Regions from separate parts of the Homo sapiens genome. Here regions 1 and 2 are each linked to region 3. The links are chromatin loops, found by intact Hi-C in ENCODE. Cell type or tissue: CD14-positive monocyte. All regions are shown on one strand.

Region 1 (8,000 bases), 350 kb before region 3:
TGTGGGTCATGCCAACCGCCTCATCAGTCCCAATAAGAGAATCTGCATACCTCAGCTGAAGGTGCAGGATCCACTCACCATTTTTGTTCTCCTTAGTGGGAGCCGTGGTTCACAGTGGCTTCTAGTCGGCCATCTTGGTCCCTCCATAGGATTTTAGAATCAAAACTTTTAAAATAAGTAACAGACATAGGACATAAAATTCAAAAAGTGAAAAAAGGGTATGCCATAAAAATTAAGTCACTTCCCCAGAGATAAACCTCTTGATGGTTTGTGTTTCCAGATAGTCTATCATAGGATAGGTTTTGAGCAAACGTTTTATCAAAATGAACAACTCAGCCAGGCATGGTGGCTCACACCTGTAATCCCAGCACTTTGGGAGACCAATGCAGGAAGATGGCTTGAGGCCAGGAGTTCAAGACCTGCCTGGGCAATATAGCCACCCACAGTCTCTACAAAAAATAGTACAGCTAAGCAAGCAATTATGTAGTGTTGCATGCCTGTGGCCAGCTACTCAGGAGGGTGAGGTGGGAAGATTGTTTCAGCCTGGGAGGTTGAAGCTGCAGTGAGCTGTGATAGCGCTACTGTACTCTAGCCTGGTTGAGTGAGACCCTCAAAAATAAATAAATATATAAACACTTCCATTTCCTTCATACCCAGTGAGTTGCTTGTTATATAGTAAGTATTCTCTAAATGCTAATCATAGGAAACTGATGAATCATTTAGAAAGTTTTATAAAAATAATTTTTCCAAGTTAAAATTTCTCTTTGTTTACTACATAATACCAAAAACAATGTGAAATTAAGTAGTGATCTAAAAAAGGCAAATAGAGGTGTATGTAGTTTGAAATTGTTTTATTGCTTTAAAGCCCTCAATATCCAGATGATGAAAGCAACATTTCAGATTAGTAAAGAGAAATGTAGATTATTTAGCAAATGGTATTGGTACAATTGAGTAACCACCTGGAAACAAAACCAAAGTGGATCCACAGTTTACACTTTACATAAAAATACCTTCAGATGATTCAAGTATTTTTATATAAAAAATAAAACTATAAAGGTTTTAGAAGAAAACATGAGAAGAAACTTGCTGGTGGGGAGAAATGAGTGAAGGAAACTTTTTCATGATAGACTTTTTTTGTACTTTATGAATGCTGTACTATGTACATGTATCAACTAGTCAAATATTTTAAAAATAAAATTGAATAATTAAGTTAAATAAGGATATTGTTTTTGTCAGAATATTCAAGTCTAATTTGTACTTCAAATACTTAGTATTAACTAATTTCTTTCCAACTTCATTTCTGCTGTAACAACAAAACCTGAACATGGCAGTGAATATGAGACCCCCTTGCTCTTGCTGCTTTCTGAACGAAGAAATTGGGGAAAATAGTTGCATGGTAGGAGGAATTACTGGAAATGAGAAATAAAACACATTGGATAATATTGTGAAATATGTACTTGTACTCTCCTCACTACTTCACTTTCCATGAGGATTTTTACGTGCTTTATAATATAATATTTTGAGAGAATGACCACATCTTTGGGTTTTCTGATTGGTAAATCTGTTCTAATCTGTGTAATTCACAAATATAAGAAGCTTGATAGAAAACGAGCTTGCTTTGTCTATTTTGTTCTTCCTATTTCAGGCTTTAGCTGACTAAAATGAAGATATCATAATGCAAGCACCAGATGTGACTAGAAAGTTGATAGAATTTAGAGCCAAGAAGAGCTCTAATCTTTGCTTTAGACTTGATTATTATCAACATATTTAAGGAGTTTGCTTTTGGAGGAGTGAAGTGATCCCACAAATTCCAAGCAGATAATTATAAAAACTTGTTAAATAATTAAAAAACTATTTAAAGATATTAGAAAGTATTGAAAAGCAGCTGAAAGACAGACAAAAGTTTAATCTCTGAACCAGAAGGGGTAAGAATTGTGAGTTTGTCTAATCCCCAGAATAACAACTGAGGAAAACTACAAAACATTGCTTAGATACATTTTATAAAATTACAATAAATGGAAAGATATACTGAATTTATGAATTGGAAGATGCAATAGAATTAAAATGTCAGTTAACCTCATTTATAGATTTAATAAAATCTCGCATATCCCAGGAGGCATTTTCCTTAATGGAAATTAACAAGCTGATTCTAAAATTTATATTGAAGTGCACACTACCCAGAAGAGCCAAAATAATTTTGAAAAAGAATAAAGTTAGACTCACAGTAACTGATTTCAAGATTTACTATAAAGTTGCTATAATCCAAATAGTTTCATTGGTGTAAGGATAGACATATAAACCAGAGAGTTCAGAAATAGACCGGTATGTAAACGGTCAAGTGATTGTTGACAAATGTGTTTCAGCAAATGCTGAAGCTATTAGATATCCATATGTAAAAATATCATTACCTCACGCCATGTAATTTTTTTTTTTTTTTTTTTTTTTTTAGAGATAGGGTCTCACTCTGTCACCCAGGCTGGAGTGCAGTAGCACAATCAAGCTCACTGCAGCCTTGAACTCTTGGGCTCAAGTGATCCTCCCGCTTCAACCTCCTGAGTAACTAGGACCACAGGGGTATGCCACCATGCCTGGCTAACTTTTGTATTTTTTGTAGAGATGGGGTCTCCCTATGTTGCCCAGGCTGGCCCTGAACTCCTGGCCACAAGTGATCCTCTCACCTTGCTTCCCAAAATGCTGGGATGACAGGCATGAACCACCATACCTGGCCACCATATAAAAATGTTAACACAAGTTGAATGATAGGTCTAAATGTAAGAGCTAAACTACGAAACTTCTAAAAGAAAATCTAAGAGAAACTATTTAGTCAAAGATTTCTAAGGTAAGACAAAAAGGACAAAGAAAATGGATAAACTGAAATTCATCAAAATTAAGCACACCTATTGGACCAGTCATCGATTGAAATCTACCCTTCTAGTCCCTGCTTTGTAATAGTGAGGTTGCATCCTATAAATATTTATTTGCCAGCTAGTGGAATGCTAGGCTTTGTCAGTAGAGGGCACTAGAGTAACACTGCAAGATGATAGCAACAGGAACTTTTGGGAGTGAAGAAAATGCTATGTGCTGTTAAAATGAGATAGTTAACAATTCAGCACCCTAATTCCCCAAGCCACATTTCAAGTGTTCTATAGCCAATGTAGTTCACGGCTACCACATTGGACAAGCCAGATACAGAATATTTCCATCATTACCAAAAGTTCTATTAACCTCTGCTCTATATCTATTGTGTTGATGGGGTACATGGCTGTATACATTTGTCAAAACCTATCAAATTGTTTGCTTAGAATGAGAGAATTTTGTATGTAAATTAAACTTCAATAAGAATTTAGCAAAGTGCTATTATTCTTTGATTAAACAGTCTCATCTAGGGTTTTAGTAATTTTCATCACTGAAACTGCACAATTGGTCTCCCTCTGATGCTGAGCGGAAGCTGGACTGTACTGCTGCCATCTCGGCTCACTGCAGCCTCCCTGCCTGATTCTCCTCACTCCTGCCCAGTGCCTGCGATTGCAGGCACGCGCCGCCAGGCCTGACTGGTTTTCGTATATTTTTGGTGGAGACGGGGTTTCGCTGTGTTGGCCGGGTCGGTCTCCAGCTCCTAACCGCTAGTGATCCGCCAGCCTCGGCCTCCCGAGGTGCCGGGATTGCAGACGGAGTCTCGTTCACTCAGTGCTCAATGGTGCCCAGGCTGGAATGCAGTGGCGTGATCTCGGCTCGCTACAACCTCCACCTCCCAGCCGCCTGCCTTGGCCTCCCAAAATGCCGAGATTGCAGCTTCTGCCCGGCCGCCACCCCGTCTGGGAAGTGAGGAGCATCTCTGCCTGGCCGCCCATTGTCTGGGATGTGAGGAGCCCCTCTGCCTGGCTGCCCAGTCTGGAAAGTGAGGAGCGTCTCTGCCCGGCCGCCATCCCATCTAGGAAGTGAGGAGCGCCTCTTCCCGGCCGCCATCACATCTAGGAAGTGAGGAGCGTCTCTGCCCGGCCGCCCATCGTCTGAGATGTGGGGACTGCCTCTGCCCCTCCGCCCCGTCTGGGATGTGAGGAGCGCCTCTGCCCGGCCTCGACCCCGTCTGGGAGGTGAGGAGCGTCTCTGCCCGGCCACCCTGTCTGAGAAGTGAGGAGACCCTCTGCCTGGCAACCGCCCCGTCTGAGAAGTGAGGAGCCCCTCCGCCCGGCAGCCACCCCGTCTGGGAAGTGAGGAGCCCCTCCGCCCGGCAGCCACCCTGTCCGGGAGGGAGGTGGGGGGGTCAGCCCCCCGCCCGGCCAGCCGCCCCGTCCGGGAGGGAGGTGGGGGGGTCAGCCCCCCGCCCGGCCAGCCGCCCCGTCCGGGAGGGAGGTGGGGGGGTCAGCCCCCTGCCCGGCCAGCCGCCCCGTCCGGGAGGTGAGGGGCGCCTCTGCCCGGCCGCCCCTACTGGGAAGTGAGGAGCCCCTCTGCCAGGCCACCACCCCGTCTGGGAGGTGTGCCCAACAGCTCATTGAGAACGGGCCATGATGACAATGGCGGTTTTGTGGAATAGAAACGGGGGAAAGGTGGGGAAAAGATTGAGAAATCGGATGGTTGCCGTGTCTGTGTAGAAAGAAGTAGACATGGGAGACTTTTCATTTTGTTCTGTACTAAGAAAAATTCTTCTGCCTTGGGATCCTGTTGATCTGTGACCTTACCCCCAACCCTGTGCTCTCTGAAACATGTGCTGTGTCCACTCAGGGTTAAATGGATTAAGGGCGGTGCAAGATGTGCTTTGTTAAACAGATGCTTGAAGGCAGCATGCTCGTTAAGAGTCATCACCACTCCCTAATCTCAAGTACCCAGGGACACAAACACTGCGGAAGGCCGCAGGGTCCTCTGCCTAGGAAAACCAGAGACCTTTGTTCACTTGTTTATCTGCTGACCTTCCCTCCACTATTGTCCTATGACCCTGCCAAATCCCCCTCTGCGAGAAACACCCAAGAATGATCAATAAAAAATAAATAAATAAATAAATAAATAAATAAGAAATTCTTGAGATTAAATAAATCTAAAGAGGACAAAAAAAAAAAAAGTTTGAGACCAGCCTGGACAACATGGTAAAACCTCATCTCTACTAAAATAGAAAAAATTAGCTGGGCATGGTGGTTCATGCCTGTAGTCCCAGCTACTCAGGAGGCTGAGGCACAAGAATTGCTTGAACCTTAGAAGCGGAGGTTGCAGTGAGCTTGAACCCTGGAAGCGGAGGTTGCAGTGAGCTTGAACCCTGGGAGCAGAGGTTGCAATCACGCCACCACACTCCAGCCTGAGCAACAGAAAGAGACTCTATCTCCAAAAAAGAAAAACAAAAAAAGAAATTCCCTCTTTACTACACTCATTATATGTGTTTGGAAATAGGACACAAACCTTATCTGTATAAGGAACTTGCATTTTAAGTAGCAAACTAACTCAAGATCCTCAATAGAAATATGTGCTCAATCCTTCAACATGAAAAAAAAAAAAAGCCAATCCTTTAAAAAAAAAAAAAAAAAAAAAAAAGAAACTGCACCATTAAATAAAAGCCTTGCAAACATCAGTGTGGCTCCCTCTCAATGCCCTGCTTTTTTTGCTTTTTGAGCCAGAGGCAAACAGTGCTGCAGTGTTTACAGTTTTGTATTTAACATTTTATTCTGAGTTTCCATTTTTAAACTAGGATTTTCAACTCTTATCTTACTTTAGAAAATTAGCATTATATTCTTTGGAGATTTAAACAATTTTGTAACCATTTTTTTCATGTTGTTCGCGAAACTTAGTATTCTAGGAGAACTGCCAACCATTTAAAAATGTTTTTCCAAGGTGGTTTAAATAATTATTAAAAATTATTTGATGCATAAAATAAAATCTTCCTATCTAGTGCAATTCCCAGATGCTAGATGATTGTCTTTTCCAGAAAAATAGCTTGTGAGTGAGAAAAACCATGGAGGCACCTCCATGGCAGGGGATAAGATGGGCAGAAACCATGTCTCTTTTGTTTAATAAATTGCATCTTGAACAGCTGAATAGTACCTGACACTTGATGCATTTCTGTTGAACAACTGAGTGAACAAATGAATTCTAGTATCGGGGAAGTCGGTTATTGGTTCTAGATTTTGTAAACATGGTGCATCTCACCAGCAAAGAACGGAAGAGAATTGGGGAAATACATAGCTATTCTTTATCTTTTGCTGAGATACTTCCTCCAAATTTCTTTTCACTGAGTATTGGGGCCAATTTTCTAATTTCAAACTCTATTTACTACAGCAGAGGGCAGGAGGATGGCAAGTTCTAGACATTTAAATGAGCAAATAATTAAGCTTTTCTGCAGGCTTGTAGTTTAAGCACTTGAAGCAGACAATTTGAAGCGCTACCATGGGAACTCCTATCCAGCTATTTGCCCAATTCTTCTCCTGGATGTCTCCAATGTCAAAGTGCTTAAATCTGAATACTTCCTTTTTCCCTAACTACACTTCCTTTTCCCCTGAGTACTCTTTCCTGGTCTGCTTTATGTGTCTTAGTGAGAACTAGTATTTACCAGCCACCCCAGCCAGAAACCAGGAGTTACTAGACTCCTCTTTCTTTCTCACCTTCTAGAGCCAATTAATTGCCTAATCCTTGTTAATGCATTAAAAACAGGATCACCACTAGTTGTGTCCAGAAATATCACTGGGGTGGATGAAAGTGGGAAGAACAGGCAAAGAACTTGGTAGGTGTAGAAGAGGTGGCTTCCTTTGGAAGAGTCTTAAAATGTGGCCTCCATTTTCATGATAGTTGTTAAAAGATTATGATCAACTTTTAGAGGAAACAATGTGAAGTCAAGACCCTGATATTACAAAGTAGTTGGAGTGATGGGCCTCTTTTACTTGTAATATTTCTTAAGTAGCCACTGACAGAAACATATACTATGTCATAGGTTTATCATCTCTCTCTTTTAACCTCATATAGTTAAATTTTGTGTTTTTGTTTTCAGCAGTGAAAATATTTAAGATGTACTCTCCTGGCAAATTCAATTATATATTATTACTAACTTTGCTAGAATCTCTTTATTAGACTTTTATGCCTCTAGTCCTACTTATTTCAATTCTTTCCCCATCTTGATGTCAGAGTCATCCTTCTGAAACTAAATTTGCATTTATTATTGGCTCAAAAACCTTTAGTGATAGCACTTGACAACCACTAGGGTGGCTAGAATAAAAAAAGTCTGATAATAACAAGAGTTGGTGAAGTTCTGAAAAATTGGAACTCTTACACACTGCTGGCAGGAATGTAAATTGGTGCATTCACTTTGGAAAACAGTCTGGCAGTTCCTCAAATGATTAAATGTAGGGTTACCATATGACCTAGCAGCTCCAACCCCAGGTAGATACCCAGAAGTTACAAAGTCTGTCCACAAATAAGTTGGTACACACATATTTATGGTAGCATTCATCATAATAGTCAAAACATGGAAACAACGTAAGTGTCCATCAATAGACAAATGGATAAACAAAATGTGCTATATCCAAAAAATAGAATATTACTTGGGCATAAAAATGAAATATGCGTACTACAACATGGATGAACCTTGAAATCGTTATGCTAAGTAAAAGAACCCAGTCACAAAAAACCACATATTATTTGATTCCATTCCTATGAAATGTTGTGGAGGAAAAGTTAAATATTAAATTTGAACTCAATTGAATGTGGACACAAACAGTGGTCACCAAGTCCCAGAATAGGTTGTGTGAGCCCCTTGAGGCATTCATCCTGTGCTGTTTTGGAAAAATCTCTATTTCAATCTATTCCTATATGTTAGTTACTGAAAAAACAATAGACAATCACAAAAACAAGTTGACCTTTTTTGTTCCTTGAGCCCAGTCGTGAAGGGCCCTCATGGCTGGGCCTCATGCCAAACAACTAGTTACAAAAAGAGTTAGGGTCCCAGACTGCACCGAAGCTTCATGAGACCTCTCCTTGTCTGTGCACGGACGGGAGGCCAACTCTGGAGCCCAGGCTGTTGCTTC
Region 2 (8,000 bases), 1.1 Mb before region 3:
TAATCATCAATTCTACATTAGCACTGCAACAACCAATTTAATCCTTAAAATAATATCCAAGCATCTCATGTCTTTTAAAACTAGTTTTTTTTTTCTTTTGAAGGGTTAAATATTCAGAGACCCTGAATATTATCCCCTTTCTCATGCTTATTTGATACAAAGCACCATGGGAGATATAAAGATGCATTTATGGATCCTCTGATGTCAAGGAGCTTTCAGCCCAGTTGGGAAGATGGGACATATGCCACATGAACCTCATATATATATATAACAGCACCATAAGGTGGCACAGGATGGCACACAGTTGGGAATTATAGAAAACAAGATAATATATACTGCAGGATCTATTTGTTGGAGAGCCAAATAGAATCATAATGACTTAAAAATTCCAGGCTGTATGGAGGACCTAATTGTGAAAATGATAAAAGTGCTCTTCAAATGTATGTCATTGGGACTGCTATTGCCTTGAAGAGAAGGTCTGCCAAGCTCTCAGCAATCAAGTAATTCAGGACTACAATTAGCATATTTAAATATTGGTTCATTCAGGCAAGGAAACAAATTAGAGTTTTTAAAGGTCACTTGGATCATCTTAAACCAACACTGAAAAATCCTAGAATATGAAGACTGAACATTCATCAAAGACAAAGAGAAGGGAAGATAAGCAAGAACATAGAAGATTTTGTAACATGTGTAACCATCAAAAAGCACGTGTTCAGGGTATATAAGGATTCTTAAAAACCAGGAAGAAAAAGGCAAACGACCCAATAAAAAATGAGCAAATGAATTAAACAACCACTTACAAAGGAATACATTCAAATGGCCAGTAAACAAATAATGAAAAGGTGTTGGGCCTCATTTGTGATCAAAGATGTGAAAAATACTGCTACAATAACATACTACTAAACACCCACTGAAATGGTAAAAATGACAACAGCAGATGAGAGTGAGACTGTGAGCAACGGACTCTCAATTACTGCTACTGGAAGTTCAAGTTGGTTCATTCACTTTGGAAAAACAGTTGAAGATATATATACATGTGTGTGTGTGTGTATATCGATTCAGAAATTCTAGGCATATAAGGAAAAGTGGGGTAGGAGGTTTGTGCACGTGTACCAGGAAACATGTACAAAAATGTTCATAATCTCCAAAATCCGTATGTCCATTGACAAGAGAATAAACATATTGTGATATGTTCATGGAATGGAATAGTATACAGCAATGAAACAAACTTCAATCACATGCAATAACATGGAAAAATATTACACACAACACTGAGTCAAATATGTCTCAATAGAACACAAGTAGTATGTTATATAACGTTCAAAACCAGGTAAAACCAAATCGACTTGTTTAGAGAGGCAAATAGGTGATACACTAAGCAAGGGAATGGATACCATAGAAGTCAGGATAGTGACTACTTTTATGGTGAAGATGGAGCTATAATTGAGAAGAGGTGCACAGGAGGCCTGCAGGATACTGCTGGCAATGTTCTGTTTCTTTACCTGAATGGTGGAAAACGGGTATTTACTTTCAGATTATTTGTAACACTAAACCTTTGTTTTATGTACACAAAACCTAAACCATAAAGGAAAAGTCTGAGAGCTCTGAGTAACTGAAAGTTAAAAAGTAAGCAAAACATCTTAGAACATAGAATGGTGGTTCCCAGGGTCTAGGGGAAAGGGGAGAGGAGAACTTCTGTTCAGTGAATATCGAGTTTGAGTTTTCCAAGATGAAAAACTTCTAGACATCTGTTGCACAACAATGTATATATAGTTAACACTACCATACTGCACACATAAAAATGGTTACAATAGTAGGTTTTATGTGCTTTTGGCTATAAGAAAAAAGCAATCTTCATCTTTATAAATTCAAATGCTATTAAAAATCAAATTTTCTAAAAGTAAATAAAACAAGACATAATAAACACAGGCAAAATACAAACGACTTGGAAAATATTTCCAACATGAAGGATAGATAAAATGTTAATATTTGCCAAATACTGAAGAAAAGGGGCAAAGGATATGATTGGTATAGAGTTCATCAATATATGAAAACATATCTTCACTTAGCATTCAAAAAATGCTGAAACAAAACATCCAACCCCAGTATAATTTTGGTCTATTATTTGGAAAGATTAAAATATACAACACTTAGTGTTGGAGAAGATGCTGGGGAAATAAGTATTCCTAAGACTAGTTATCCCCTCTAGACAGGGTGTAAACGATATATCCCATTGCTGAGCCATGAATCAGTGGTTACAGTGGGGATACTTTTGATTAATTCACTTCTAGGGAAATATAAGGGGACGGTCAAAGAAGTGTGCAAAGATATGTGATAGAGTGTTCACCAAGAATTACTTTCCTCTATCCTTCAGATTACAATCTCTAAATATTGTTCACCACTAAAATGAATAAGGAGTCATTGGAGAAATAGCTGCTTTCAGGTCTGGGGCAGGAGATGTTCAAGTGATCCTAGACCACCTCGTCTTACCAGGAAGGATGGTAAAGGTAAGGATGGGAGGAAAACATGAAAGTATCTGGCCTGTGATCCATTCATTTTCTTTACTGGGGAATGTCCTTAAGGGACAGAAAAGACAGGTGACTATGTCTTATCTCTTTGTCAATTGAACCTTCAAGTAAACAGACTAAAAGTAATTGCTAGGAGGAAGAGATGTTATCTACAGAATGCCCTAAAGTCCCCAGTCAAAGGATTTCTTTAAGTAAATAAATAAACCAGAATCCATGAGGCATGATTACAGAATGTCCCTGAGAAGCTTTACAACTAACTCTCTGGAGTAGAAAATGGAATGTTTCATAATCGACACTTCATAATTTAAACGTGCTTCTGAATGAGGAACCCTGTGAACCTCAGGGACTCCACCTATAATTCTGAATTATTACTGATGTGGGGAAGAAGGACCTAGCAGACGATGTGTAATGTCTCAGAAATCTCGCTGCTTTATCTGAGCATCCTGCCTGCCTTGAAATTACTAGTAAAGCTTGATGCTGGGAGGGGTCGCTGAGTCCTGCATCGAACTTGACAATCAGATCCTGTGTGTTAGCTCAGTAACAAACACTACTTGGATACTGTGAAAACAGACTCAGGAGCCATTTTGAAGATGCTCCCAACAGGCAAAGATGGAACATTTTTAAATTTAATAACTGCCATGGATTAAAACAAAACAAATATACTTATATCCATGAGTTACTAATGATCCAAAAACCAACCAAACAAAAACCCCTCCAGTCGCTTTTGTAGAATACAGCATTATCTTTCCTGTACCTCAGGGTAATCAAATATTTAGTGAGAGGACATTTCTCTTTACAGAGTATTCCAATGAGTAAATAAACATGAAATAAAATATCACCATTTTGCAACCCATAAAAGATTAATGGATCTGGTCAATGATCACCAGTGGCTGCCAACATCACACACACACACGACAACCAGTAGCACATAACACCAAGTATGAAGTAGTCTTGTGAAAATAAAAGCAAACATTTTATCAAGTCTCTAGTTCTAACTACCAATTTACAAGGAATACAGGTGACAGAGAAACATGTTATATGACTTCACTGGGATGCAGTCTGCAGAATCCACACATACGGAAACATTTCAGGATAAACAGTCTTTAGTTTCTTCAATAAAAAAATAAGGAAAGTGATGCAAGGGGAAACTTACAGATTGAAAGAGACTTAGAAGACATTTCAATCAATTGCAATGCATGGCCCTTATTTAAATCTGGATTCGAATAATAGAGTAAAAATATTTTTTTTTTTTCTGTTTTGAGACAGTCTCACTTGTTCTGTTGCCCAGGCTGGAGTGCAGTGGTGCAATCTTGGCTCACTGCAACCTCCACCTTCTGGGTTCAAGCAATTCTCCTGCTTCAGCCTCCTGAGAAGCTGGGATTACAGGCGTGATCCACCATGCCCAGCTACTTTTTGTATTTTTTGTAGCGACAGGGTTTTGCCATATTGGCCAGGCTGGTCTTGAACTCCTGACCTCAAGTGATCTGCCTGCCCTGGCCTCCCAAAGTGTTGGGATTACAGGTATGAGCCGCCATGCCTGGCCTAAAAATATATAATTTTTTTTTTTTAAAAAAGAGGGTTGAGACTGTCACCGAGGCTAGAGTACAGTGGTATGATCATAGTTCACTGTAACCTCAAACTCCTGGGCTCCAGTGATCTTCTGGCCTCAACTTCTGGAGTAGGAGGTTGCTAGGACTGCAGACATATGCCACCATGCTGACTAATTTTTTAAATTTTCTGTTTAGACGGTGTCTTACTACATTGCCCAGGCTGGTCTAAAATGCAGAATAAAAGACTTGGTAAAGTGTGGAATGAACACTGTACATTTTATGATCAAGTAATTATTGTTAATTTTTAATGTGACAATATTTCAGGTTTTTAAAAATAAATATGAATACTAAAATATTTGTAGATGAAGTGATATGACATCTGAGATTTACTTCAAAAATAGTCCAGTTGAGAGGGAGCAGGTAGACATGTAGATGAAACAAAATTGGCTTGATGGCTGTTGAAGCAATGATGGGTAAGTCAGGCTCATTATATCATTATACATTTTCTCTATTTTTGTATGCTATAACTTAAGTTTAAAAAGGTCACTGGCTGCCATGTACAGAGGAGACTACAGGGATAAGGGGGAAAGCAAATCTTTTAGGAGGCTACTGCAGTAATCAGGCACTAGGTGGCGCTATCGGTGGGGGCGCTGAGGAGTGGTTAGATTCTGGGTATACAGTATTTAGAAAGAGGCACATTGTTTTCTGATGGGCAGGATGTGGTATGAAAATATTCTCGTAATCTTTAGTTGGATTTTTAAAAAATCATTTATGGATTCTAAACTATAAATGTTTGTCTTGATTAAAAATTTTTTAATCAGCTTAGGTTTTTTTTTTTTTTTTTTTTTTTTTGAGACAGAGGTTTGCTCTTGTTGCCCAGGCTGGAGTGCAGTGGTGTGATCTCAGCTCACTGCAACCTCTGCCTCCCCGGTTCAAGCGATTCTCCTGCCTCAGCCTCCCAAGTAGCTGGGACTACAGGTGCGTGCCACCATGCCCGGCTACTTTTTTGTATTTTTAGTACAGACGGGGTTTCACCATGTTGGTTAGGCTGGTCTTGAATTCCTGACCTCAGGTGATACACCTGTCTCAGCCTCCCGAAGTGCTGGGATTACAGGTGAGCCATGGCACCCAGCTGAAATGAGCTAATTTTTTAATCAGGACAAAAACACTTTTTTTGGGTTTTGAAAATAATAAACTACAGAGGAAACAATAGTTCAAAGGCATTGATATCTTAACAAAAGTTGATAAGCTATTGGGGGGGGGGTCTGTGATTTAGAAAATAAAGGTCCCCAATTTCATCTGAAACCTTTGGTGCCACATGTTTCAGAATGAAGAACTTTTCAGATTTTAGAAAGGCAGTATAGGGCCATATATGGTATATTATGTAACCCCTAGCAGGATCTAGGGCAGGTTCCTTTAATCAAATGCATTACATTAATAAGGCTGGGCATGGTGGTTTATGCCTGTAATCCCAGCACTTTGGGAGACAAAGGCTAGAGGACTGTTTCAGCCCAGGAGCTCAAGACTAGCCTGAGCAACATCGTGACACCTCATCTCTACAACAAATCAGAAAATTAGCCAGTTGTGATGGCACATGCTTGTGGTCCCAGCTACTTGGGAGGCTGAGGTGGGAGGATCACTTGAGCCCGGGAGGTCAAGGCTGCAGTGAGCCATGATCATATCACTGCACTCCAGCCTGGGTGACAGAGCAAGACCCAGTCTCAAAAACAAAAAGGAAATATAATATTTCTACAGTGAAACACATGAACATTCACACTAAGTGAAATAAAGTTAATAAATGGACTTGCATTAGAAAAGGTTGGGTGTATTATTAGCAAATGAGCTTTGGAGCCGAACAAATGAAAACATCTCTTGGTTTTCAGATGCTGACATCTGCAGATGAGGAATTTCAATTCAACGTGATGTATTTGTATTGAGCACCTACTACCTGTCCCTGTTCTTGAAGACCTTCTACACTAGGAGTTAAACCAGGAAACCAATAGCTTTAATCGACAGTGAGGACATTCTAGGCAGCAAGAACAAGAGAAAAACACAAAAGCTGTTAAGAGTGGGCTGTGTTCAGGGAACAAAACAGCTGAATTTGATTTGTTCCATTTGACAGAACATAAGATTACATATTCTAATAAAGTAGGCAGCTGATGTTTGAAAGGTTGTGTTTAGTAATGCTCCTTTTATCATTATCAGCATGCTATTTTTTATTAGCATTGTATGTGTATATGACATTTCCAAGGGCTAGGACCATTGATGAGACTTCACAGGATTTAATGCTCTGGGTAGTAAGTAGCTAAAGGCTCTCTGAATCATTAATGCAGCATGGATGACTAAAAACACTTCTACAAGTTGGACCCATGCCATTCAGCGGGAAGCATAATAAGACTTTTTGAGCACTGCGTTTAGCAGTCTCCCCACTTCCATGGAAGGTACCAGGGCACAACATGTAAGCAGCCAGCTTTTGGGGACTCTGGACCTCAGACTGGACAAGAATACAACTGCACTGATGTAATCTGCTGAATAGAGTTCAATTTTAACTTTTAAATCCTTAGCTTAATTGAACATGATAGGCCGAGAGTAGTTTCAATGCTGAGACATTTCAGGTAAGACAAACAATTCTTGAAAAACAATTTGGTCAGGAGCTGTTCTTTCTTCTGGATTGACAGAATAGGCTTGTGACCTAAATAAGGTATGAATTACATTATATTTGCACAATTGGCACACTTCCTATCAGAGAACTATGGCAATGAAAGGGTGAGACCCAGGCTCAAAAACAAACACATTATTATTTCTGCAGTGAAACAAATGAACATTCACACTAAGTGAAATAAAGTTAATAAATGGCTATAATGGATGTAGCAAGGGAGGCTGTGAGACTGCAGGGCTATGGCTGACATCGAGGTGCTGTCGCTGGAAGAACAGCACAGACAGCTGGGTGGGGTCCCACCCTGGATGTGGCTGCCTTCAGCTGCTGCTCTCCCTGCTGTCCACAACTGGGGCCTGGAGCTGGGGTCACATTTTACAACCGGAGGGTTCTTGGGAGCTGTGGTTACCAGGTTCTACAGTGGCACCCACTGATCTACAGTGGGTGCTCCACCCAGGACTGCTCAGTGAGACTAATACGCTGCCATCCTTTCTACTGGGAACTGTAACAACACGGACTTACTGTGCATCGGGCACTGTGCAGAGACTTGACATTAGCCTCCTTCAGCCTGTAAGAAACCTACTGCTAGAAGAGAGTAATATAATTGGCTTTGGAATCAGAAATATCTGGGTTGGAGTCTCTCTTCAACATCTTGCTATGTGATCTTTGGCAAAGGCTTTTGACCTCTTGTCAAAAATTGCAAAAACAGGAATAAGAATATATACCTCATAGCTTTGATATGATGATTAAATAAGATAAAGCAGGTAGTATTAGCACTGGTATGATACACTAAGCACTGAAGGTCACACAGCTATAGTAATTAGGAGAGCTGGAATTCCAAGTCTTCTAACTCAAGGGCCTGAATAGTTTTTTTACATGTAGCAAATTGAGTTGTTTTCAAGGAATCCCTCCATCTGGACACATTAGGATAATATTAATATTCACCTTCTCAGCCTTGGTAATAGCGGTCAAGACCATAAACATTCACTATTTTACTATGAGTGCTTCCAGAGAATCTGGGTCGAAGGAGAAGTAATGAATATACGGCACAACTCCAAGTGAACAACTGTGATGAGAAAGTGCTTGAGAACAAGCTCTGATCCTTACCACTTCACGCTTTTCCACTTCAAACCAGCGAGAGATGCCAGGCAAACTCTGCACCAAGTATAATGACGTTCTCTCCACCCAGAGACTCTACAAAACACAAAACACATTAAGTCTCCCAAGTTGCCCTTCTTTCTAGCTACTTCCATGACTAGTGTTTGT
Region 3 (8,000 bases):
TCATCTTTCTCAAGTGCTTTTCTCTTCCCACCATTTTGGAAATATTCTCTGCATACACTACAAGTAAAAATAAAGTTGTATTTTAACATACTGTGTACGACTACAAAATAAGACGGAAAAAATTGGCTTTTATTAATCAAGATGGGAAACTTTCAAATTTAAGATTTCTGCTTTGAAAATGTCAAACTGAGATAAATTTGAGCACCTTGTAGCACTTTCAAATTTTTAAAAATTACTATACAATAAAGAATGATCACAAATTATGTTTAGTAAATAAAAAATATGTTTTTTCAGGATTACAGATGTGTTTGTATATACTTTACTGAACTTCTCTCGACTAAAACTTCTCCAGCAAAGCTTACATAACTCTACTATGCAGTGACAACATCCAGAAGGAATAGTAGTTGCAGTTAATTTTGAGCTGGCTTTACTAGTAGTAGACAGATAACCCAACAGCTGTTCTTGAGGTCCCTCTGGGTTTATGATAACAAAGTCAGGGTGAGTGTGCGTGCACGCGCGCACGCGCGTGTGTGTGTTTGTATGTATGTGTATATATATGTGTATATATGTATATATGGAGAGCGAGCGAGCTCATTTTTCTTCTTATTTGCACTTAATTTACTACATATAGCTCATACTTTACACAAAGCTATTTTATCATTCTCCACAGACATTGCTTGGTGAAGTTCCAAAAATACATGGCAAGAGAAGAATTGAAGAGCAAAGAATTCATGCAAAACTGGTTTCAGCAAGTACAACTATGGTCCAAGGGAACTATGCCCATTTCTCCTTCATGCTTACAGGATCCCATTAGTTCAACTTCAGTTTTTCTTAGTTCCTATTACTAAGACTTCTTTAACTTATACTATGTAGATTTAGTTTTAACTCTATACGCAGAAGTTGAAACTTATTCAGCATGAATTAAACATTTATTAAGTACGCATCATGTGTAGAGGTGCATAATGATGGCCAAATTGCAGAAGGCATAGTTGTTACCCTCAAGAAGCTACTGTTACCTCAGTAAAGGACACAAATAATTACTATATATAACAATAAAAAACATGATTGATAAACAGATAAACAAAGATAGTTATTTCTATAAATAAAGTACCTAACCCAATCTAAAATCAGCAATATAAATGGATTTTAGAAAGATAAGTAGGAATAAACCAGGAAAGTAAAGTAGAGTGGAAACTTTCTAGGCAGAAAGGACAGCATAAGCAAAGACATGAAAGAGAAAAGCAGAATGAGTCTTCAGAGATGTACCTCAGTTCAAGATACATGAAGTTTAAAGTACTGGGCAGAAGATGAGTGGACCTATTCACAAATGAAAAAACCCTGAGCCTAGTGCACACATAAAGAGGAAGGAGAGCCAAGGTATGCAAGCTTCAAATCACACAAGATCCACAGGCCAATTTTAAAATGCAGTCTTTACAAATCTAATCTAATGACAGAGAGCAGTTTAGAGGTTGCCTGGGATAGGGTGTGGGGACGAGTGCAAAGGGGTACAAGGGAGCTTTCTGGAGAAAAATGTTCTATATCTTGATAGTGGTGGTGGTTACATAAGTGTAAACAACTGTAAATACCCACTAACTGTACACTAGATGGGTGCATTTTATTGTATATAAATTATACCTCAGTAAAGCTGATAAAAATGTAGACTTTATCAACTTGAAATTAATACTAAAAAGCTTGCTTATGTTTCTATCAGGTAGAACCATATAAAACTGGTGATATTCAAAAGTTCTTGAGCTACAAAAATTGCAATTTTATGTGGTCTAACCTAACAGCTACTAAGGCAGTAAAATACTTAAAGGGCTAAAATTCTAGGTTCTCATAGAATAATGACAATCATCTAAATTCCAATATCCCCATATACCCTCAAAAAACATACAGATCAATAAAGAGAGCAAATAAAAGCACTTACCATTTATACCTATGGCATAACAAGGAAATAAAAAATAACACTTCATTTTACTTGTTATTGAAAAAATAAAAATCTGAAACCGAGTTGGCTTTGGAGGCCACTCAAAGTACAGAGTCAGATGACGACTGCATAAAAGAGAGAAATGTATGAAAAGGTGGCCAAACAGAATCTTCCAGCAATCACCCCCTAGACCTGCAAGAATATCAAATTGAGTAACTATCCATGCAAAAAAGCACCTTCATAAGAACTAAGTCAGTTAAGAGATCACAGTTCCTACAAGAAAAGATGCATTGAAGATGATAGGAACTCCATAGACAGTCTTGAACTGTCTATACCATCCTCTCCCAAGCCCCGGCAGTACACCCCAGAGAGATAATCTTTGTGCTTTGCAGAGGGAGTGTGAAATAACTACGGGACTTTGCACTGGAACTCCATGTTGCCCTGTCACAGTGGAACACAGCACTGGGCAGAAATCTACTGGTGCCCACAGGGGGCATTTAGACCATCCTTGAACAGACAGAAAGAAGTCTGCTGCCCTAGTGGGAGGAATCTTAGTCCTAGTCTGCTTTGCTACTGGCTGAATAAAGTGGCCCTGGGCTCCCAATAAATGTCAGTGGCAGCCAGACCATGGCAACTGTAGTCTTTGGGTGAGCCCCAGTGCTGTGCTGGTCTCAGCAGAGGCTGTGAGCCCAGGGTACTACAACCAAGTGTGACACCAGCTGTGGTGGCCATGGGAATGCCTCCATCACCCCTCCCCTCATTCTAGGCAGTACAGTGTAGAGACTTCTTCCACTTGGGGCAAGGAGAGGAAGAGTATAGGAGACTTTGCCTTGCAACCCAGGTACCAGCCCAGCCACAGTAAAACAAAGCACCAGGCAGAATCCTAAAGCCCCTGATTCCAGGCTGTTGTTCCCACATGGCACTTCTAGACCCACCCTGGGACAGAAGGGAATCCTCTGCCCTGGGGGGATGGACCCCAAGTCCCTGCAGGATTCATTACCTGCTGACTAAAGTGGCCTTGGACCTTCAGTAAACATCAATGACAGTTCAAATATGACCCAGCATGAGGCCAGCTGTGGTGGCCACAAGAGTGTCTGTGTCACTTCTTCCCCAACTCTGGTCAGACCAGCATAAACAGACACTCATTCCACCTGGGGGAAGAAGAGGGATTTTGCCTGGGAACCCAGCAACTTCTCCCTTATCTTCAAGTCCATTAGGGCTGGGAATTCAGCAATCTGCAGAAGTTGCAGTGTACCTGGGCTTAGAGTGCCCTCTAGTGCTGAAATGGTTACAGTGACCACAGGCTTAGGTAATACTTTAGATAAACTCTGAATGCTTAGAAGGCCCTCTGAAAAAGGATGGATACTAACAAGTCCAGATTACAAAGACTGGAATAAATATCTAACTCTTCTATGCCCAGACACTGAAAAACATCCACAAGCATCAAGAACAGTCAGGAAAATGTGACCTCACCAAACAGACTAAATGAGGCACCAGTGACCAATCCTGGAGTAGTACAGATATATGACTTCTCAGGGAATTCCAAATAGCTTTTTGAGGAATCTCAATGAACTTCAAAAAAACAGAGAAGGAATTCATAAATCTTTCAGGGAAATTTAACAAAGAGATTAAAATAATTTAAAGAATCCAACAAAAATCCTGGAGCTGAAATATTCAATTAATGAACAAAAATATGTATTACTATCTAAACAGAATTGATCAAGCAGAAGAAAGAATTAGCTTAAAGACAGGCTATTTCAAAATACAGAATCAGGGGAGAAAAAGAAAAAAGGAGTGAAAAAGAAAGAAGAATGCTTACAAGTCTGGAAAATAGCCTCAAAAGGGCAAATCTAAGAGTTATTGGCCTTAAAGAGGAAGTACAGAGACTGGGGTAGAACGTTTATTCAAAGGAATAATAACAGTTTTCCAAACCTAGAGAAAGATACAAATATGCAGTTATAAGATCAAAGAACACCAAGCAGCTTCACCCCAAATAAGACTACCTTCAAGGCATAAAATCAAACTCTTATAGGTTAAGGACAAAGAAAGAATCCTAAAAGCAGTAAGAGAAAAGAAACAGGTAACAAATGAAGGAACTCCAATACATCTGGCAGCACACTTCTCAGTGGAAACCTTACAGGCCAAGAGGGAATGAGATGACATATTCAATGTGCTGAAGGAAAAAAAAAAAAAAAGGAAACAACTTTCAACTGAGAATACTGTACCCCGCAAAGCTATTCTTCAAACACAAAGGAGAAATATGTAGATAAACAAAGATGAAGGACTTCACACCAGACCTACCTTACCAGAAATGCTAAAGAGAATTTTTCAACTTGAAAGAAAAGGATGCTAACACACAATAAGAAATCATCTGAAAGTATAATATAAAACTCACTGGTAAAGGTACATACATAGTTAAATTCAGAATACTCTAAAACTGTAATTGTAGTGCATAAACTATTCATATATTCAGAGGAAAAAACCCAATGGGATAAATTTATTATATCTGTACATATATATATATATAAACAGATATCTAAGAAGAGATTTGTAATAAGGAATTGGCTTATGTGATTATGCAGACTGAAATGTCCCACAATCTGCTATGCCTAAGCTGTAAAACCAGGAAAGCTCCAATCCAAGTCCAAAGGCTTGAGAACTATTTTATAAGTTCTGGTCCAAGTACAAAAAGGCTTGAGAACCATTTTATAAGTTGTAGTCTAAGTTCAAAGGCCTAAGAACCAGAAGTGTCAATGGTGTAGGTTCCAGCTAGATGGAAGGCCTCAAAAGAGGCCTACTCACCCACAATAGAGAGGGCAATCTGCTTTACTCAGTCTACAGATTCAAATATCAATCTCATTTGGAAACACCCTCGCAGACACACCCAGAAATAATGTTCGGCCAAATATCTGCGTACCTTTTGAATCAGTAAAGTTGTGAATAATATTCCATAATACCTAAAATTAACATAGGCAACACAATATTGACAGAAAAACAAACTGAAGGACTACTACCAACTTCAAGACTTACTATAAAGCTACAGTAATCAAGACAGTGTGGTAATGGTGAAAGAAAAGACAAATACATCAATGGAACACAATAGAGAGTGCAAAAATATACCTACAAAAATATGGTCAACAGATCTTTGAAAAAGGAGCAAAGGCAATACAATGGAGAAAAAAGAAAATTTTTTCAACAAGTCATGCTAGAACTAGACATCCACATGCAAAAAAAGAAAAAAAGTAAATCTAGATATAGACCTTACACCTTTGACAAAAATTATCTTGAAATGCATCATAAATGCAAAATGCAAAACTATAAACTGTCTAAAAGGTAACATAGGAGAAAACCTAGATGGCATTGGGTATGGTGATGACTTTTTAGACATGACACCAAAGGCATGATCTGTAAAAGAAAAAATTGATAAGCTGAACGTCACTAAATTAAAATTTTTTGCTTTGTGAAAGACATTGTCAAGAGAATGAAAAGAAAAGCCACAGACACTGAGAAAATATTTGCAAATCATACATATCAGGGGTCCCCAACCCCCAGTACTGGTCCGTGACCTGTTAGGAACTGGGCTGCACAGCAGGAGGTAAGTGGCAGGTGAGTGAGTGAAGCTTCGTCTGTATTTACAGCTGTTCCCCATTGCTCGCATTACTGCCTAAGCTTTGCACCTTGTCAGATCAGTGACAGCACTAGATTCTCATAGAAGCACGAACCCTTATTGTGAAATGTGCATGTGAGGGATCTAGGCTGCACGCTCCTTATGAGAATCTAAAGCCTGATGATCTGTCACTGTATCCCATATAACCCCCAGATGGGACTGGCTAATTGCAGGAAAACAAGCTCAGGGCTCTCACTGATTCTACATTATGATGAGTTGTACAATTATTTCATTATATATTACAATGTACTAATAATAGAAATAAAGTGCACAATAAATGTAATGCACTTGAATCACCCCGAAACCACCTGCTTCCACTCCAGTCAATGGAAAAATTGTCTTCCACAAAACCAGTCCCTAGTGCCAAAAAAGTTGAGGACTGCTGACATATACAATGAAGAACTGTTATCTAAAATATAGAAAGAACTCTTAAAACTCTGTAAGAATGCAAATAAATTTAAAAACCAGGTAAAAGACCTGAACAGACATCTCATCAAAGAAGATACACAGAGTGGAAGCAACAAGAATGCTTATCAAGTGCTGATGAGAATGCAAAATGTTACACTTTTTACAGCAGCTTTATTCATAATTATCAAAACTTGGAAGCAACCAAGATACCCTTCCATAGGTGGATGGATAAACTGTGATACATCTAGACAACAGAGTATTATTCAGCAGTATAAAGAAATGAGATATCAAGCCATAAAAAGACACAGAAGAACCTTAAATGCTAATTACTAAGTAAAAGAAGCCAATCAGAAAAAGCTACAAACTTTATAATTCCAACTATATGACATTCTGGAAAAGGCAATCTATGAAGTCAGTAAAAAAGGTGGTGGTTGCAGGCCGGGCGTGGTGGCTCATGCCTGTAATCCCAGCACTTTGGGAGGCCGAGGTGGGTGGATCACCTGAGGTCAGGAGTTTGAGACCAGCCTGACCTACATGGAGAAATCCGTGTCTACTAAATATACAAAATTAGCCAGGCATGGTGGCGCATGCCTGTAATCCCAGCTACTTGGGAGGCTGAGGCAGGAAAATTGCTTGAACCGGGAGGCGGAGGCTGCAGTGGACGGAGGTTGCGGTGAGCTGAGATCGCGGCATTGCACTCCAGCCTGGGCAACAAGAGCAAAACTCCGTCTCAAAAAAAAAAAACAAAAAAAAACAAAAAAAAACAAAAAAAAAAACCAAAAAAGTTGGTGGTTGCAGATGGGTGAAAAGGCCGGCACAAAGGATTTTTAGGGCAGTTAAACTATTCTGTATAATACTATAATGGAGGATACATGTCATTATACATTTTTCAAAAACCATAGAATGTACAACATCAAGAATGAACCCTATGGTAAACTATGGACTTTGGGTGATAATGATCTATCAGTATAAGTTTAACAACTCTAACAAATGTACCACTCTAGTGCTGGATGTTGACAGTGGGGGAGGCTATGCATGTTTGGGATGGAGTGGTTGTATATGGGAACTTTCTGTACTTTCTGGTCAATTTTATTGTGGGTTTCTGGTCAATTGTGTTGTAAACCCACTGCTCTAAAAAATAAAGTCTACTTAAAAGAGAAAACAAACCAACCTTGGGATAAATATATCATGTATCTCCTGATGTATTAAACTGAGAGGGACACAACATCACCTATGCAAAACTCTTGCTAACAATACACTTAACTTATATCTAATCACAAATAAACTACACATATCCAAATTGAGAGGCAATCTATAAAATGTTGACTTTTAAAAAATGGCCGCATAGGCCAGGCACAGTGGCTCATGCCTGTAATCCCAGCACTTTGGGAGGCCGAGGCAGGCAGATCACCTGAGGTCAGGAGTTCAAGACCCGCCTGACCAACATAGTAAAACCCCGCCTCTTCTAAAATATAAAAATTAGCTGGGTGTAGTGGCAGGTGCCTGTAATCCCAGCTACTCGGGAGGCTGAGGCAGGAGAATTGCTTAACCCTGGAAGTGGAGGCTGCAGTGAGCCCAGATCGTATCACTGCACTCCAGCCTGGGTAACAACAGCGAAACTGTCTCAAAACAAAAAAAAAAAGTCGTATCATAAAAAGACAAAAAAGAAAAGAAAAAAATGATGAATTTTTCTAGATTAAAGACCAAAAAGGCTTCACAACTAAGTGCAATGAGTTATCCCTGATGGGATCCTGGATTGAAAAAAAAAAAAATACAGGTATAAAGGACACTATTGTGAAAATTGGGGAAATTTGATTATGGATTACATTATTAGTTAGCATCACATTAATGCTAAATTTCTGGAGTGTGATAGTTGTATTATGATTACGTAGAAGAATGTTCTTACATGATACACACTGAAGTATTCAGGAATAAAAGTCTGGTAATTTCTGTAACTGACTCTCAAAAGGTTCAGCAGAGAGCAAGAGAGAAAAAGGA

What was found. A loop is a pair of places that touch in the nucleus more often than their neighbours do. Peaks named below come from ENCODE experiments on the same cell type or tissue, not always from the same donor. Only the 100,000 strongest peaks of a DNase experiment are listed, where the experiment ranks them.
Region 1: it touches region 3 in a loop (9-fold over the local background); 54 of 110 quality-filtered maps call a loop at or near these places.
Region 2: a loop joins it to region 3, with 3 times the contacts of the local background. A loop is called at or near these places in 14 of 110 quality-filtered maps.

Annotation. Positions count from the first base shown.
Region 1 is chr7:112,547,628-112,555,627 of GRCh38, forward strand. No RefSeq gene overlaps it. Among named protein-coding and RNA genes, the nearest start is that of LINC03076, 66 kb to the right of the region's middle. In CD14-positive monocyte, CTCF peaks have their summits at 3,014 (motif pointing right) and 3,217; a DNase peak (open chromatin) is centred at 3,014.
Region 2 is chr7:111,747,674-111,755,673 of GRCh38, forward strand. DOCK4 (dedicator of cytokinesis 4) reads right to left here. Exons shown (of 53, transcript NM_001363540.2): 42 at 7,842-7,928. Among named protein-coding and RNA genes, the nearest start is that of DOCK4-AS1, 57 kb to the right of the region's middle. In CD14-positive monocyte, CTCF peaks have their summits at 4,677 (motif pointing right) and 4,876; a DNase peak (open chromatin) is centred at 4,708.
Region 3 is chr7:112,895,683-112,903,682 of GRCh38, forward strand. SAMTOR (S-adenosylmethionine sensor upstream of mTORC1) reads right to left here. Exons shown (of 5, transcript NM_152556.3): 3 at 1-57. Among named protein-coding and RNA genes, the nearest start is that of SAMTOR, 40 kb to the right of the region's middle. RefSeq lists enhancers at 2,938-3,037, 3,218-3,267. In CD14-positive monocyte, CTCF peaks have their summits at 3,193 (motif pointing left) and 3,392; a DNase peak (open chromatin) is centred at 3,189; H3K27ac peaks cover 781 bases.